2 separate regions of the Homo sapiens genome follow, and region 2 is linked to region 1. The links are chromatin contacts, found by Hi-C or POLR2A ChIA-PET in ENCODE. All regions are on one chromosome and are shown on one strand. Each heading gives the region's core, a stretch centred on a gene start or an enhancer-like site at or near the end of the contact. The rest is flanking DNA. Distances are from core to core; before and after follow the strand shown. Region 1 holds the start of HHAT (hedgehog acyltransferase). Region 2 holds the start of G0S2 (G0/G1 switch 2).

What was found. Hi-C counts contacts between places; a loop is a spot of excess contacts on that map. ChIA-PET counts read pairs that join two places held with the same protein, here RNA polymerase II (POLR2A). Pooled maps may share reads with other maps.
Region 2: a loop to region 1 is called in a map with no recorded cell type, with 5 times the contacts of the local background. The contact joins the promoter of G0S2 here to the promoter of HHAT in region 1. A Hi-C loop is called at or near these places in 3 of 37 single-sample maps with no recorded cell type and 8 of 50 pooled maps. POLR2A ChIA-PET finds 5 or more read pairs at or near these places in 1 of 52 experiments (activated T-cell).

The regions. Positions count from the first base shown.
Region 1 is chr1:210,325,264-210,332,726 of GRCh38, forward strand. HHAT (hedgehog acyltransferase) reads left to right here and starts at 3,639. Exons shown (of 12, transcript NM_018194.6): 1 at 3,639-3,841. RefSeq lists enhancers at 2,812-2,981, 3,856-4,215, 5,328-5,497 and a silencer at 3,446-3,695.
Region 2 is chr1:209,672,478-209,679,940 of GRCh38, forward strand. G0S2 (G0/G1 switch 2) reads left to right here and starts at 2,935. Exons shown (of 2, transcript NM_015714.4): 1 at 2,935-3,072; 2 at 3,176-3,913. The coding sequence starts at 3,208. The coding sequence ends at 3,519. The region is part of intron 1 of HSD11B1-AS1 (HSD11B1 antisense RNA 1); the gene reads right to left. RefSeq lists enhancers at 527-766, 3,047-3,895.

The sequences.
Region 1 (7,463 bases), core at 2,389-4,888:
AGCTCCAGAATTTCGGGCTTAATTCTTTTCAATTATTTCATTTGCTTCATTAAATTTACCTGGTAGGATTCTGAATTCCATCTCATGTTTTCTTGAATTTCATTGAGTTTCTTCAAAAGAGCTATTTTGAATTCTCTGTCTGAAAGGTCACTCTGGGATTGATGCCTTATTTAGTTTGTTTGGTGATGTCATGTTTTCCTGGATGGTCTTGATGCTTGTGAATGTGTGTCAGTGTCTGGGCATTGAAGAGTTAGGTACTTATTGTAGTCTTCACAGGGTGGGCTTGTTTGTATTCATCCTTCTTGGGAAGGCTTTCCAGGTATTCTAAGGGACTTGGGTGTTGTCATTTAGGTTTGGGTCACTGCCATCATATCTGCATTAGAGGGCACCTCAAGCTCAGGAATGCTACGGCTCTTGCAGACTCAGAGGTACCACCTTAGTGGTCTTGCATAAGATCTGAGAGAATCTTTCCCCAGCTGCTGCTGTAGGATGAGGGAGGGGTAGCGTCTGCAATTCAAGACTGTCTTCTCTACGCTTTTCAGTGCCTCTTTCAGTGATATGAAGTTAAAACTTGGTACTGCAATGGCCCACTTGATCTTTGGTTCTTATTAAGGTGTTTTTTGTTGATAGTTGTTCATTTTGTTGTTCTTGAAGGGAGGACAATTGGTGGAAGCTTCTATTTGGCATCTTGCCCCACCTCCCTTAGATTTTGATAAATTTTAAGTTTTCATACTGCCAAATTGCTTACCCAACTAAACATTGTGTGTGAGTGCTATCACATAGCACCCATGCCAGGCTGTAATGTTATTTATTAATTTTTTGCCAACTTAATGTGTGAAAATTGTGTGTTCTTGTTTTTTTTTTTTTTTTTTTTTTTTTTGAGACGGGGTCTTGCTCAGTCACCCAGGCTGGAGTGCAGTGGCACGATCTCGGCTCACTGCAACCTCTGCCTCCCGGGTTCACGCCATTCTCCTGCCTCAGCCTCCCGAGTAGCTGGGACTACAGACACCCGCCACGATGCCTGGCTAATTTTGTTTTTGTATTTTTAGTAGAGACGGGGTTTCACCACGTTAGCCAGGATGGTCTTGATCTCCTGACTTCGTGATCCACCCACCTTGGCCTCCCAAAGTGCTGGGATTACAGGCGTGAGCCACCATGTTCTTGTTTTACTATGCATTTCATTGAGCTTTTTGCAATATATTTTTGTTTCCTACTTTTATTTCCCTCCTCCTTTTTCTAGTGGGTTGTCTATAAATGTGTCTTGCTCATCTATAATTGATTTCTAATGTTTTCTTATTGATTGTATTAACTCTATATATAATTTTAAAATTAACACTTTGCAAATTTCTTGCAAATATCCCAGTCTATTGCTTATCTTTAAATTTTGGCTATTATGGCCAAGCATGGTGGCTCACACCTGTAATCCCAGCACTTTGGGAGGCTGAGGCAGGTGCATCACTTGAGGCCAGGAGTTCGAGACCAGCCTGGCCAACAAGGCAAAACCCTGTCTCTACTAAATAGCCAGGTGTGGTGGCTGGTGCTTGCCTGTAATCCCAGCCACTCAGGTGGCTAAGGCACAAGAATTGCTTGAATCTGCAGTGAGCTGAGATCATGCCACTGTGCTTAGCCTGGGTGACACAGTGAGACTGTCTCTAATACATACATATATATATATATATATATATATATATATATACACACACACATAAATTTTGGCTATTTTTATTTGATGTTTCTGATTGCCTGTGTTTAAATCTGCCTTTATCTCCTTTGTGTTCGCCGGTGAATTTAAAGTGCATATGTAGACAGGGGTTAAGTGTAAATCACACTGAACCTATATTAACAACAGCATCTTTTAGAAATAATATAGGAGCTGTTATCACATCCCTGTCCCTGAGTTTGACACTACCTGAGTTGAGTTCTTATTCTGCCACTCCCTCTGCCAAACCCTTGGATCTAGAGTTGACAGATAAAATACCCAGTTAAGTTTGATTTTCAGATACCCAGGATGTAAATTTGAATTTCAGATATACCATTTTTTTTTTTTTTTTTTGGTAGAGATGGAGTTTCATCATGTTGGCCAGGCTGGTCTCGAACTCCTGGATTCAAGTTATCTACTCACCTCGACCTCCCAAAGTGCTGGGATTACAAGCTTCCTGTAAGTACTTAAAAAAAATAAGTATATCCCAAATATTGCATGGGTCATAGTGATACTAAAAAGTTACATATTGTTCACCTGAAATTATTTACTTATTTTTTTGAGACAGAGTCCGGCTCAGTCACCCAGGTTGGAGTGCAGTGGTGCGATCTGAGCTCACTGCAACCTCTGCCGCCCGGGTTCAAGCGATTCTCGTGCCTCAGCCTCCCAAGTGGCTGGGATTACAGGTGCAGGCCACCACACCCGGCTAATTTTTGTATTTTTAGTAGAGACGGGGTCTCACCATGTTGGCCAGGCTGGTCTCAAACTCCTGGCCTCAAGTGATCCTCCTGCTACCGCTCCTAAAGTGCTGAGATTACAGGCGTGGGCCACCGCGCCCAGCCTGAAATTCAATTTTAATTGAGTATGCTGTATTTTTATTTGCTAAATCTGGCACTCCTATTTGGGGCTAGTTTACTAACACCTGCTTACTGAACACCATCCAGTACCAGGTTTTGGGGTGAGTGGGTTGGGGGGAAGCAGAAAGAAAAGATAGCTCCAGCTCTTGGAGAGTTCATACTCTGGTTTCCTGGAGAATTCTAAAATCATTAAAATAATCCTCTCGACCATTACAATGACTGCTAGATGAAATTTCTGAGAGCACAGCTTCCGAGTTTCCCTGCTGCCTAGGGCAGAGTTATCCACCTTCACCTTATCATAGAACCACCTGAGACGCCCCTGCCATGGACAGTCTGATGCTTTTGGTTTGGGGAGGGATCCAGAAGCCCGAGGTTTTAATGAGAGCCACGTGATTCTGCTGAGATAAGTCTGGAGAACTCTGGCAAGCCTGTCTCTTGGCTCAGGCTTGGAGGCCTCCGAGCAGCAACATCGTCCCAATTATACCCCGTTGGAGCATCTTCAGATCTTCCACTCTTTTCACAACGCAATCAAAATCTTCGTACCCATTTTGCAGTAGTGATCTCTGTAAGTTGCTTTACAATTCATAAAGTTTATTCTATTTGATCTTCACTCTAATTTACAAAGAAAAGCAGGGAAGTCTATTTCTGTTTTACAGAGGTGTACAGGGAGGCTCACAGGGGCTAAGTTCACACAGTAAGCCCTCGAAGCTGCCAGGGCTGCAAAGCCCACCCTCTTTCCACCGCACCGAACTACCTCCTTTCGCCTACAAAACGTAGGTGGGGACCACTGGTGTTGGAATGACGGCCCACCTCGAGTTTCAGGTGACTTCCACTCTGCAATTAACTTGCAGGCAGCCCCAGACCTGCAATGAACACACGGGTGGGGGAGAGATATGCACGCCAGGGTCAGTGGGAACCAACAGCCGAGGGGTGAGCGGGGCTAGGGGCCCCGGGCCGCCGGCGGGGCAAACGCGGTTCAGAAACGCAGGCCGCGCTCTGGCCCGCCCCCTGCAGCAGCACGGCCTGCTCGCCATCGCCCGGAGAGCGCCGCGGGTTCCCGAGTCCGGGCGCGGAGGGCGCGCGGGCACGGCGGCAGGGGCGTGCTCGGAGGACGCGCGCTGCGCTGCTCCTCCAAAGGGCAGCTCCGGGGGAAAGAGGGTGGCGTCCCGGGGAAGCCCGCAGCCGCCGCCGATGTCGCTGGGACTCGGAAGTGCCGAAAGAGGGGTGTTGGGAACTCGCGGCGCGCGTGAACGTTGCCGTCGCCGCCGCCCGGGACAGCCCGGAGGTTGGTAACTGGTGACCATAGGGGGTCCTGGGGAGGTTAGATGCTGAATTTTCTGCGTCAGTTTACTCTGTTAAAAAAAAAATGCACAAAACGCTTTCCGTTTCCTACCCAAGTTCCCGTGTGCGCGCCCGAGGGCGGGACAGAGGAAGTTCCCGGTCGGGCGAAGAAGACAAAAGCGGCGGGGGCCGCGCGCGCAGTGCGCCCGGGCAAAGGCGGGGATCTAGGCGCCGGGACAAGTCCGCGCACGGCCCTGCCCACGTCCTCTCTCCTTGGCTTCGTCCCCAGCTTCCGGAACTGCTGCGGGGAGTTGCGAACTCTGGTCCTCTTGGCAGTATCGGCGGTGCGCCTGCCTGCCTGCTGTGACTCCAGGGACTCTAAAGTTAGAGACTTCCTTTGCGTTCTATCTTCAGGACTCAGTTTTCTTCCTCTGTTCTGAGTCTAACCTTCAGGTGGCAGGTCTTTATGCGGAAAAACCCTCCCGCTAATCCTCACCAGAGGTACTTTACGGGTAGCATTGGTGTTAAGAAATGTGCTGCTACCTGTGTACATTGCTCTTGGATCAGGGTTGTAGGGCTAGGGCATTTGGCATCCTCAGAGGTTTGCATTACGTGGGAGTGAGACATTGCTTCTCTTTCTGTTTTTGTTGTTGTTTGTGTTTTTGAGGCGGAGTTTCGCTCTGGTCGCCCAGGCTGGAGTGCAATGGCACAATCTCAGCTCACTGCAACCTCAGCATCCCGGTTTCAAGCGATTCTCCAGCCTTGCCTCCTGAGTAGCTGGGATTACAGGCATGCGCCACCACGCCCACCTAATTTTGTATTTTTAGTAGAGACGAGGGTCTCACCGTGTTGGCCAGGCTGGTCTCGAATTCCTGACCTCGGGTGATCTGCCCACCTCGACCTCCCAAAGTGCTGGGATTACAGGCGTGAGCCACCGTGCCTGGCATCTCATTCATTCTCAGAGCTAAGGACCTATTTCAATGTGATTAAGTGCTATGGGAATGCAAGGAGAGGAGAGGGAAGGCTTCATTGAAGAGGCGGTAGTTCATTGAAGGAGACTTTGAGGAATGATTTTTTTCCCCTTCCATTCCTCATGTTCCATTTTCCCTGTGATTTTTCTCCCTCCTTTCTCGTTGCCAGTCAGTCCCTAATTGTGATTGTTTGATAAGGACAGCTCTGACCTGAGAGATTCAATTAATGTTAATTTAAGGAGACTGTGTGCTTATTAGGTGCTTTAGATACATTATTTCTAAACCTTACAGTAACTGGGAAAGATAAGTGTTGTTATCTCTTTTCACAGTAGGATAGAGAAAGCCTTGGAGGGGAGCCAAAGCCACAAACTAGTACATGTCAGGGCCGGGTTTTGGACTCCTCTTTTGGATCAACGCCTGTGCTTTATCTACTGTTTACTTTGCCCCCTCCTTGGAAGTAGGTTAGATGGATGAACTTAGGGTGAAAGTCAATTCTTTGGAGGGAGCAGCCGTTTTTGTGGGTGGCCAGATGTTGGTGGGAGCTCTGTAGGTAGCATCAGGAACTTGCGAGCATGGGCCTTACCTGCACCCCCTGCTTCCAGCTTAGGACCTGGCCCAGGGGGAATGTTCCCTAAAGCAGTGGTCCCCAACCTTTTTGGCACCAAGGACCGGTTTCATGGACAATAAGTTTTTCATGGACTGGGGGAAGGGGGATGGTGTTGGGATAATTCAAGCACGTTACATTTATTTTATTTATTTGTTTTGAGACAAGAGTCTCGCTGGGTCACCCAGGCTGGAGTGCAGTGGCACGATACTGGCTCACTGCAACCTCCACCTCTGGGGATCAAGCAATTCTCGTGCCTCAGCCTCCGGAGTAGCTTACAGGCATGCGACACCACATCTGGCTAATTTTTGTATTTTTAGTAGAGACAGGATTTCACCATGTCAACCAGGCTGGTCTCAAATTCCTGAGCTCGAACTCCTGAGCTCAAGCCATCCTCTCCTTGGCCTCCCAAAGTGCTGGGATTACAGGTGTGAATCACCATGCCCCACCTGCATTACATTTATTGTGGACTTTATTTCTATTATTATTACATTGTAATATGAATACAACTCACCATAGAGTAGAATCAGTGGGACCCCTGAGCTTGTTTTTCTGCAACTAGGCAGTCCCATCTGGGGGGGTGTGTTGGTAGACATTGACACCCAAAGTGTGTTTGCTTATGTCCAGCCTACTTCATAGTCTCATTTTGGTTGCTGTCACTGCAGAAGACCCTGCTTCACAAAGATAGGATGTTGGAAATGGAAGCAGGCTTTTCGGTGCTTTTGTGGCAATTTCAGGATACTTTGCCTTGACTTTAATCCAGAATGTATGGATATTTGAAGTTGTCTTAAACATACTTCTAGGGCCCGGTCATTTGCTATCTCAAACAGTTGGTCCTCTTCTAGCATGGACAAAGTCAATTCACCTGGCTTATTCACAAATGGATCTAGGATCCTTCCCAGTTCGGGTGTCTTTTGTAGTTGGGAAGTAATGCTCAAACTCTTTTGAAAGCTGAGATAGGTGATCATGCACCAGCTGGGAGAGAGAAGGCCCTGGCTTAGTCTCTTTCAAAATCTCTGCTAATGTTTGAAACGTGTCAGAAATCCCAGTGTTCACTTGTCGCCGCAATAATTCCAGTTTGGTTTTGAGTGCAGCCACTTATCTGCCGACTTGAACACAGTTCTCCCCTGAAGGGACAGATGGAGTTCATTGAGGAGGTAAGCAAGTAAGCAAGTTTTGTAACCCCTTCTATGAAATGTGCTGCCAGTGGTGACTACTTTTCTAGAAGAAATCTCTGGAGTGGCCCTCATAACTCAAACTCCGGCCAGTGATCTATCTTTAGAAAGCCATCCCACTTCTGTGTATAAAAGATGTGTGTGCTCTATGTCCATCTCACAGAGCTGTGTGAACAGATGTGAGTTAAGGGCATGTACTTTAATGTGGTTGATAATTTTAATCACATCCTGCAAAATGTTCTTAAGTTCAGGTGACATTTTTTGGCTAGCCAACACTTCTCTATGGATGTCACAGTGCATAGACTCACATTCAGAAGTGACCTCTTTGGCCCGAGTAGTGAAACCAGTCGTAGCAGTCGCTCTGCCCAAGCACATACTACCCAAAAGGACCAATTCGGTTTTTCTGATAGGTAATCATTCAAAGACTTGAATAGTTGTGCAGCTGTGGTGTTGGTTAGCAACAAAAGTGCAAGTGACATATCCTCGTGCACCTAACATCTTCATGTATATCCTCCTGAAAACTGTATCACAAAAAAACAAGCATTGTTGCCTTGTCAACACTGGTAGACTAGTCAACCCAGATTGCGTACCGCAGTGACTCATTAATCCTCTCTACCAATTGTGCCTCAATATCCGCTGCTATTTCAATTCGCCTAGTTTACTCTTCACCAATAGTAAAGGGCTTCTTAGCTTTAGCAATACGGTTAGCCACTAAGAATGATACTCTCATTGCAGACACATTTGATGAAATGGTAGCCTTCAATAATTGCTTCTGTTCTTTGTGCTTATGTTTTTTCTTTTGAAAAACTCCGAAGCCTTGTCTTTTAATGCAGGGTGCTTGGTCTCCATGTGGTGAAGCAGTTTTGAAGGTTTCAT
Region 2 (7,463 bases), core at 1,685-4,184, 650 kb before region 1:
TTATATTATAATAATTGTAACAATAACAATTATTATTGAAGCTCATTTACAACTAACCATCCAAAAGACCTCTTTCCCCTGTGTCTTCAATCCCCAAGGCAGAGGGGTAGGGACAGTTCTATCCCTCCTCTGCACTTAACCCTTGAAACACATGCACCCCTTTGTGACTTTACCCTCTGCAGATGGCTCTGAATGTCTTAATGTCTGAGAGAAAGGGATTTAGAAAGCAAAATATAAAAATTTTAAACTAGTCCTTCCTACCTTCCTAGAAGTGGCAAGAGTTAAATGTTGAGATAGACTCAAGGGTAGGATGACTATTTCAGTTTGCCTGGAAGTGTTTCAGTTTGCCTGGAAGTATCTCAGTTTTAGTGCTCAGTTTTAGCAGGAGTCCTGCATTTCAGAGAACCCCTCAACCCTGAGCAAAATAAGATGGTTGGTCACCCTATGGCTTGGTTTGACCATCATCGCTATAACCTGTATCTTACCTGCATGCATGACACAACACAGTGCTTTACTTCCCTAAAAATGACATCAGCCCCACTAAAATATATGTTTAGTTTCCAAGCCCTACCTAGTCACCTTCTACCCTAGGAGCCAGGTTCTCTTTTCCCACCCAGACAGAGGAGCTGCACTCAGAAATTCCTAGACATGAGTTAACACTGGATTCCTTAGCCTTCTACTCCCATCATCTCCTGCTCAGCCCCAGCTACCACCTAAACTAGGAAGATCAAGTCTACCAGTGACCTCCGTCCATGGCACTTGCTGCCCCTCCTCTGTCCAGCTCTTACCAATATAGCTGCTGGAACCTGGAGGTCAAAGTCAAATTATCAAAAAAAGGAACTGAGCTGGTGATGTGCACTAACACAGCAAATCACAGGAAAGGGGAACCCCAGGTAAATTACAGCCTTCTGACCTAGGAAGACGTGTGGTTTGCGTCTCTGAGTTACAGAAACACAGGAAATGCTTACTGGACCAGTCAATTTCAGAATTTTGGGTCCCAAGCTAGGCTGACTCACCTTCAGAATGGAAACCACGTGACAGCCCTTATATCAGGGCACACATCACATGCTCTTCCAGAAGTCAATGGGTTTGGAACCCTCACAGATATTGGGAAAGCTCACTAATCATTTCTGCCAGTTATCAGAGGTTGCTCTGAAACTATAAGGAAGATTCAAAGAAAATGCCAAGACTGATATTAAACTTGGCAGGAACCCTTGTTACAGAATTTTCCTGCCTGACAAGGTTAAAAGAACAATAAGCAGGAAACACAGTCCTCCAGGAATAATCAATTCTATTTGGCCCCTGGTCACCTTCACTCAGACTAAATTCTAAAACATAGAATTTCAAATAAGCTATTTAGATAACCTTGACCATTCTCCACACACAAGCCCTTGCCTGAACTATTAATAGTCAAGGCAAAGGGTAGTTGTTATTGCTGCCTTTTTAAACTGAATCATCTGAGAAATTGCTTCAGACCCCCAAAGAAAGATTACTGTTAACAATTCAAAAACTAAAATATTTGATCCCTGAGACAGCCTTTTCCCCCGACCCGCCCTTCAGGGCTCAGTCCGACCGACTGCAAAGGCTGTTGCAAGATTGCATCACTGACCTTTGCAATTTTCTGGCCAGTTTGATTTCCCCTTCTTTCCCCTGCCCCCTCCCTTTCTCTGCTTAAAGGCCTTTGGCCAATTTGCCTCTCCTTTTCCCCAAGTTTGCTAACCCTTTGGCCAATTTGCCTCTCTTTTTCCCCAAGTTTGCTAACTCTAGCATATCCATAACCAAAGCCAAACTAGAACGCTCCCTCAGCCCCAGGTGATTACAGCTAACCCTGGTCAAAATCAATCCTACATCTTCACACGTCCAAGAGTACTCACACTCTGGATTCTTACCTAAGCTGTCTACTACACGCCCTTCTGCCCACAAACTGCTTCAAAGCTGAAGTTGAGCTGGAGCAGTGAAGTTGTACCCCCAAACCCAGGAGGGTGGCAGAGAATTATTGAGGAGAGCATGAAATACTTCCATTCTAAAATGGCAGATGAACTTCTACCAACAGCCCCTTCCATACTTGACCCCCTACCCCCAAGCTCCCAACTCCACTTCTCAAGTGGAAGTGAGAACAATTTGAATTTGAAGGCTCTTCCCTGATACACGGAAGTACATAAGGAAACAGCTCGCAGGCAAAGAGACTAATCTCTCTCTCTTTCTCTCTCTCTCTCTCTCTCTCTCTCTCTCTCACACACACACACACACACACACACACACCTCTGTGCATAAAAGCACCATCAATGAATAGTTTTCTATCAACTGACTCTAGTTATACATGCATGTACCTCTAAATAAAACCAACCAGGCAGGAAAGAAACAATATTAGCACATATTGCTTTATCCAAGCGTAACCTGTTCTGTCCTGTTACCCAGATCCTTCCCCCTTGCCTTCTCCTCTCTGATCCATTGCCACACACGTGGGAAGGTGACAACCCTTCCGAATAAAAATGAAAGCTTTCTTCTTTAGATGGAACCCCCAAATTCCCTCATTATTTATAATGTCAGGCTGTCCTGGACAAGGGAAGCTGTGCACCCGCTGACACCAGTAAGAAGGTTGCCGCCATGTCAGAGATGTCCGCGGACACCTCCCTGGGCTCCGGGTCCTCCCCTGCGCTCGCCTGGAGTGGGACCTTCGCGTGCACACTGGCCTTCCCACGCGCCCCGCTGCGATGGCACCCGCGCCGGGCCCCCTAGCTCACACAGTCGGAGCGTGCTCAGCGCGTGGCCACCTCCTGCCAGGTCCCAGCCGGGTTCCACCCCCTCCTTTTCCCCTCCTCTTCTTCCTCCCCCTCCGAGTTCCCCTGGCTCTGACCGCGCTGGCCTGGGCCGGAGAGCCCAGGAGGCGTGTCTCAGAGAAAAGATATAAGCGGCCCCCGGACGCTAAAGCGGTGCCAGCGGCGGAGTCTCCAACTGGGAGAGCTGCAGCTGCCGAGAGGAGGAGAACGCTGAGGTCGGTCGGACCAACGGACGCGCTGACCGCTGCCAACTGCAGCTCGCGCTGCCTCCTGCTCGCGCCGTGCCACTAAGGTAGTCCGCCTTTCTATGAGCCCTCCCCAAGATTAGCTGGGTGCGGGGTGGTGGGAGCCGTTCTTTGGTGGCTGAAGCCCCTCTCCTGCTGCTCCTCCTGCAGGTCATTCCCGCCTCCGAGAGCCCAGAGCCGAGATGGAAACGGTCCAGGAGCTGATCCCCCTGGCCAAGGAGATGATGGCCCAGAAGCGCAAGGGGAAGATGGTGAAGCTGTACGTGCTGGGCAGCGTGCTGGCCCTCTTCGGCGTGGTGCTCGGCCTGATGGAGACTGTGTGCAGCCCCTTCACGGCCGCCAGACGTCTGCGGGACCAGGAGGCAGCCGTGGCGGAGCTGCAGGCCGCCCTGGAGCGACAGGCTCTCCAGAAGCAAGCCCTGCAGGAGAAAGGCAAGCAGCAGGACACGGTCCTCGGCGGCCGGGCCCTGTCCAACCGGCAGCACGCCTCCTAGGAACTGTGGGAGACCAGCGGAGTGGGAGGGAGACGCAGTAGACAGAGACAGACCGAGAGAGGAATGGAGAGACAGAGGGGGCGCGCGCACAGGAGCCTGACTCCGCTGGGAGAGTGCAGGAGCACGTGCTGTTTTTTATTTGGACTTAACTTCAGAGAAACCGCTGACATCTAGAACTGACCTACCACAAGCATCCACCAAAGGAGTTTGGGATTGAGTTTTGCTGCTGTGCAGCACTGCATTGTCATGACATTTCCAACACTGTGTGAATTATCTAAATGCGTCTACCATTTTGCACTAGGGAGGAAGGATAAATGCTTTTTATGTTATTATTATTAATTATTACAATGACCACCATTTTGCATTTTGAAATAAAAAAACTTTTTATACCATATCTCATGTAATTCCTGAGAGGTGTGGTGTCCTGGGGTGGGAAGCAGGGAGGGTGAGCAGGTGGGCGATGGTGATGGGTTCTTACCTGAGCACTGCAGAGGGAGCAGCTTCCTGAGGGTCAGACACTTGCTTCACACCTAGGAACTGTGTAATAAGTTACTACATGCATATAAGTCTGTTGAGGACTTGTTTTTCCTTCTTGTTAGGGGTGGGAAGAGAGAAAATTTTATAACTTCCGTGAGATTTAGCATTTTAACATCAAAAGGTAGATCAACTTCTGAGCTACAGTGAGTAGGAGATAACTGATTAATTCTAAGGCAGAAAAGCTCTTTGTTCCTTACACCTGTGCACCAGAGGTTCCCATGGCTGATACCTTTTTCTTCCCAACTATATTTTAGACAGACAGACAGAGAGAAGGAAAGAAAATGAAGGAGGGAGGTCTGGAGGTGAAGGGAAGGAAAGAAAGGAAAAACTATCTACCTGGCAGGAAAAGAGATAAGCTCCCAAGAACACCAAAGCAGATGATGAGTCTAGCTCTACCCAGCCTTCCTCCCCACGAATCCAGATCATAGTAAGAAACTCTGGGCTAGAAAGAGAAAAAAACCGGTTGTTACATATCTGAGTCCTCCTCCTCCAGTGTACAGAGCTTCATCTGTAGTAATAGCTAATTCAGTGACTCTATAGGGCTCAGCAAAACAAATTTTAAACTTTAAAGAAGTAGCCAGGAGCCAGAGGCATGGCCTTGATGCTAGTCTCCTCACATTTTTCATGTCACCTGTCCTAATCAGGTACTGACACTTTACTCCTTTCATCAACAGCTATGCATTTTTGCCAAACATATCACTGGCTCACACCATTGCCTCTGCTCAGACTCTCTCCTTCGTCCAATGCCCTACACACATCTCCATTTCATTTCTGCCAACTCAATTCCTACCAAGTGTTCCTGGCCCTGATCAAAAGCCATCTCTTTCTGAAATCTATTCTTATCACTCCCAAAGGAAAAAAGCAATCAGAATGTGGTAAGATTAATCAAGGAAAAGAAACATATTTGGAGTTTTAAAGGAAAAGAATGTCAGTGGCACCATGGCTCTCCCAGTTTCCAAAATGGGAAATTCAGCCCTATACCAAGGCAGAGCCTCACTTTCAATGTCCAAGAAACTTCCTAGGAACTGACTCAATTTTATCCTTCCTGCTGGTCTTCCAAAATGCCTCTTTTATTAATTACTCCTTTACCCATTCAGTTACCACCTTGTCTGGCTCTCAACCGCTCAAGCCACCCCCTGCACCTTCTAGCACATTCACCCTAAACAATCCCTTGTCAGACTGTCTTCCTTTAATATCTTTCATTCTGCTGCTCCTGAACTCAAAAACATCTGAGACTAAAACTCTTATGCCAGGTTTCAGTGCCTCTGTGATGTGCTTCCATCACAGCTGGCCGTCTTGCCTGATTTGTCAGGGTGCCTAGCATGAACCCTGGTCCTTGCCTGTTTCCTTCTGGTTTTCTGCACCTTCATTTACATTACTCTTCCAACCCGAATTTCCAACCCGAATGTCCTCCCACCCACTACCTCCACATCTTCTGAAACCACATACCTCAAATTCTCCAAGGAAGGTATGATTTCAAATACAGGTATTTTGCCCATTGTCAAAATACATGTAAAATTGTGTGCTCTGATTTTTGAGATGGAGTCTTGCTCTGTCACCAGGCTGGAGTGCAGTGGCACAATCTTGGCTCACTGCAACCTCTGCCTCCTGGGTTCAAGCGATTCCACTGCCTCAGCCTCCCGAGTAGCTGGGACTACAGGCGTGTACCACCATGCCCAGCTAATTTTTTGTATTTTGGTAGAGATGGGGTTTCACCATGTTGGCCAGGATGGTCTCAATCTCCTGACCTCATGATCCGCCTGCCTCAGCCTCCCAAAGTACTGGGATTACATGATTTTTTATTTAGAGGGTAACGCCTATGTTTTGAAAGGTTGCCTATACATAAAAAAATAAAGTTCCCTAAATATATAAGTATGCCTATATGTTTTTGTGTAGAAGGAAATTCCCCATGCCTATTTATATTCAAATTACCCAACCCAATCAAATCCGAGCTATTGAAATCTCTGTTCTCACTGGTCTTCTCAATTCTCTGAGTTCTTATAGGCCGTACAGCCTGAATCTCATACCACATCACTCAGTAATGGGCTTTTTTTCTTCCAGTTGTTCTGTGGGCTTGGTCATGTCTCTTACAGTATAATCTTCTTGAAGTAAAGGACCATGTCTTCTTCAGTGTTCACAGAAATCATTAGGTCCTAGGCAAATAGTAGGTTCTTAATAAATACTTGATTGTTTAATCATTTATGAGGCTAGAGCAGTGATTGTAAATGAAAGGAGAAGCAATTTTGTCCCTCCAGAGAACATTTGACAGTCTAAAGACATTTCTGGTGTCTGGGTGAGGGGAGGGGGCAGGACTGCAAGCATCTAGAGGGTAGAAGTCAGTGGGCTGTTAAACATGTTCTAATGCACAGGACAGCCCCCAACACAAAGAATTCTCCATTCCAAAATGTCAATAGGGCAGAAGTTGAAAAATTCTGGGTTAGAGGAAAGTAAGGAAAAAGGATTTGCTTAATAATTTCAGAATCGAAGTTATGAGGTGGTCTCACAAGGCTCTGTCTGGTTACAATCAAACATGTTCCTCCCCCAACACAGGAACAAAAATTGTCTTTTTTCCTATGCTGCTTGGTAATTTTACCAACAACCTAGGAGAGGTAGCAGAAGGTATACTTATCAGTTCTGTTGGTGACACAGAGCTGAGACAGCACAGTCAGAACTCAAAACAACTCAATAGGCTGGAACCACGCATCGAAGAAAAACCAACTGAAACCGAATAGGGAAAAAGATACAGTACAGAATTCAGATCCAAAAAACCAATTGCACAACCACAGAATTTGAAAGACATATTCTAGCAGCAGATCATGTGAAAAAGATCTAGAGTTTTTTGAAATTTTTAATTGACTCATTATAATTGTACATATTTATGGAGTACAATTTGATGTTTCCATACATGAACACATTGTATAATGATCAAATCAAGGTATTTAGCATAGCCATTGCCTCATGCATTTATCATTTCCTTGTGGTGAGAACATTCAAAAGCTTCTCTTCTAGCTATTTTGTAATATACAATACCTTACTGTTAACCATGGTCACCCTACTGTGCAAAAGAACTCCAGAACTCTTCCTCCTAATTGAAACTTTGTACCCCTTGACCAGCCTCTCCTCATCCTCCCCTCCCCTATCTCCCCCCAAGTCTCTGTTAACCACACTGATCTACTCTATACTTCTATAAGATCAGTAAATATACACATATATATATATATTCCACATTTAAGTGAGATCATGTGCTATTGGCTATTCGTCTTTCTGTGTCTGGCTTATTTCACTTAACATAACATCCAGGTTCATCCATTTTGTCTCAGATGACAGGATATCATTGTTTTCCATCGTTGAATAGTATTCCATTGTATACATATACCACATGTTCTTTATCCTTTCATCCACTGCTG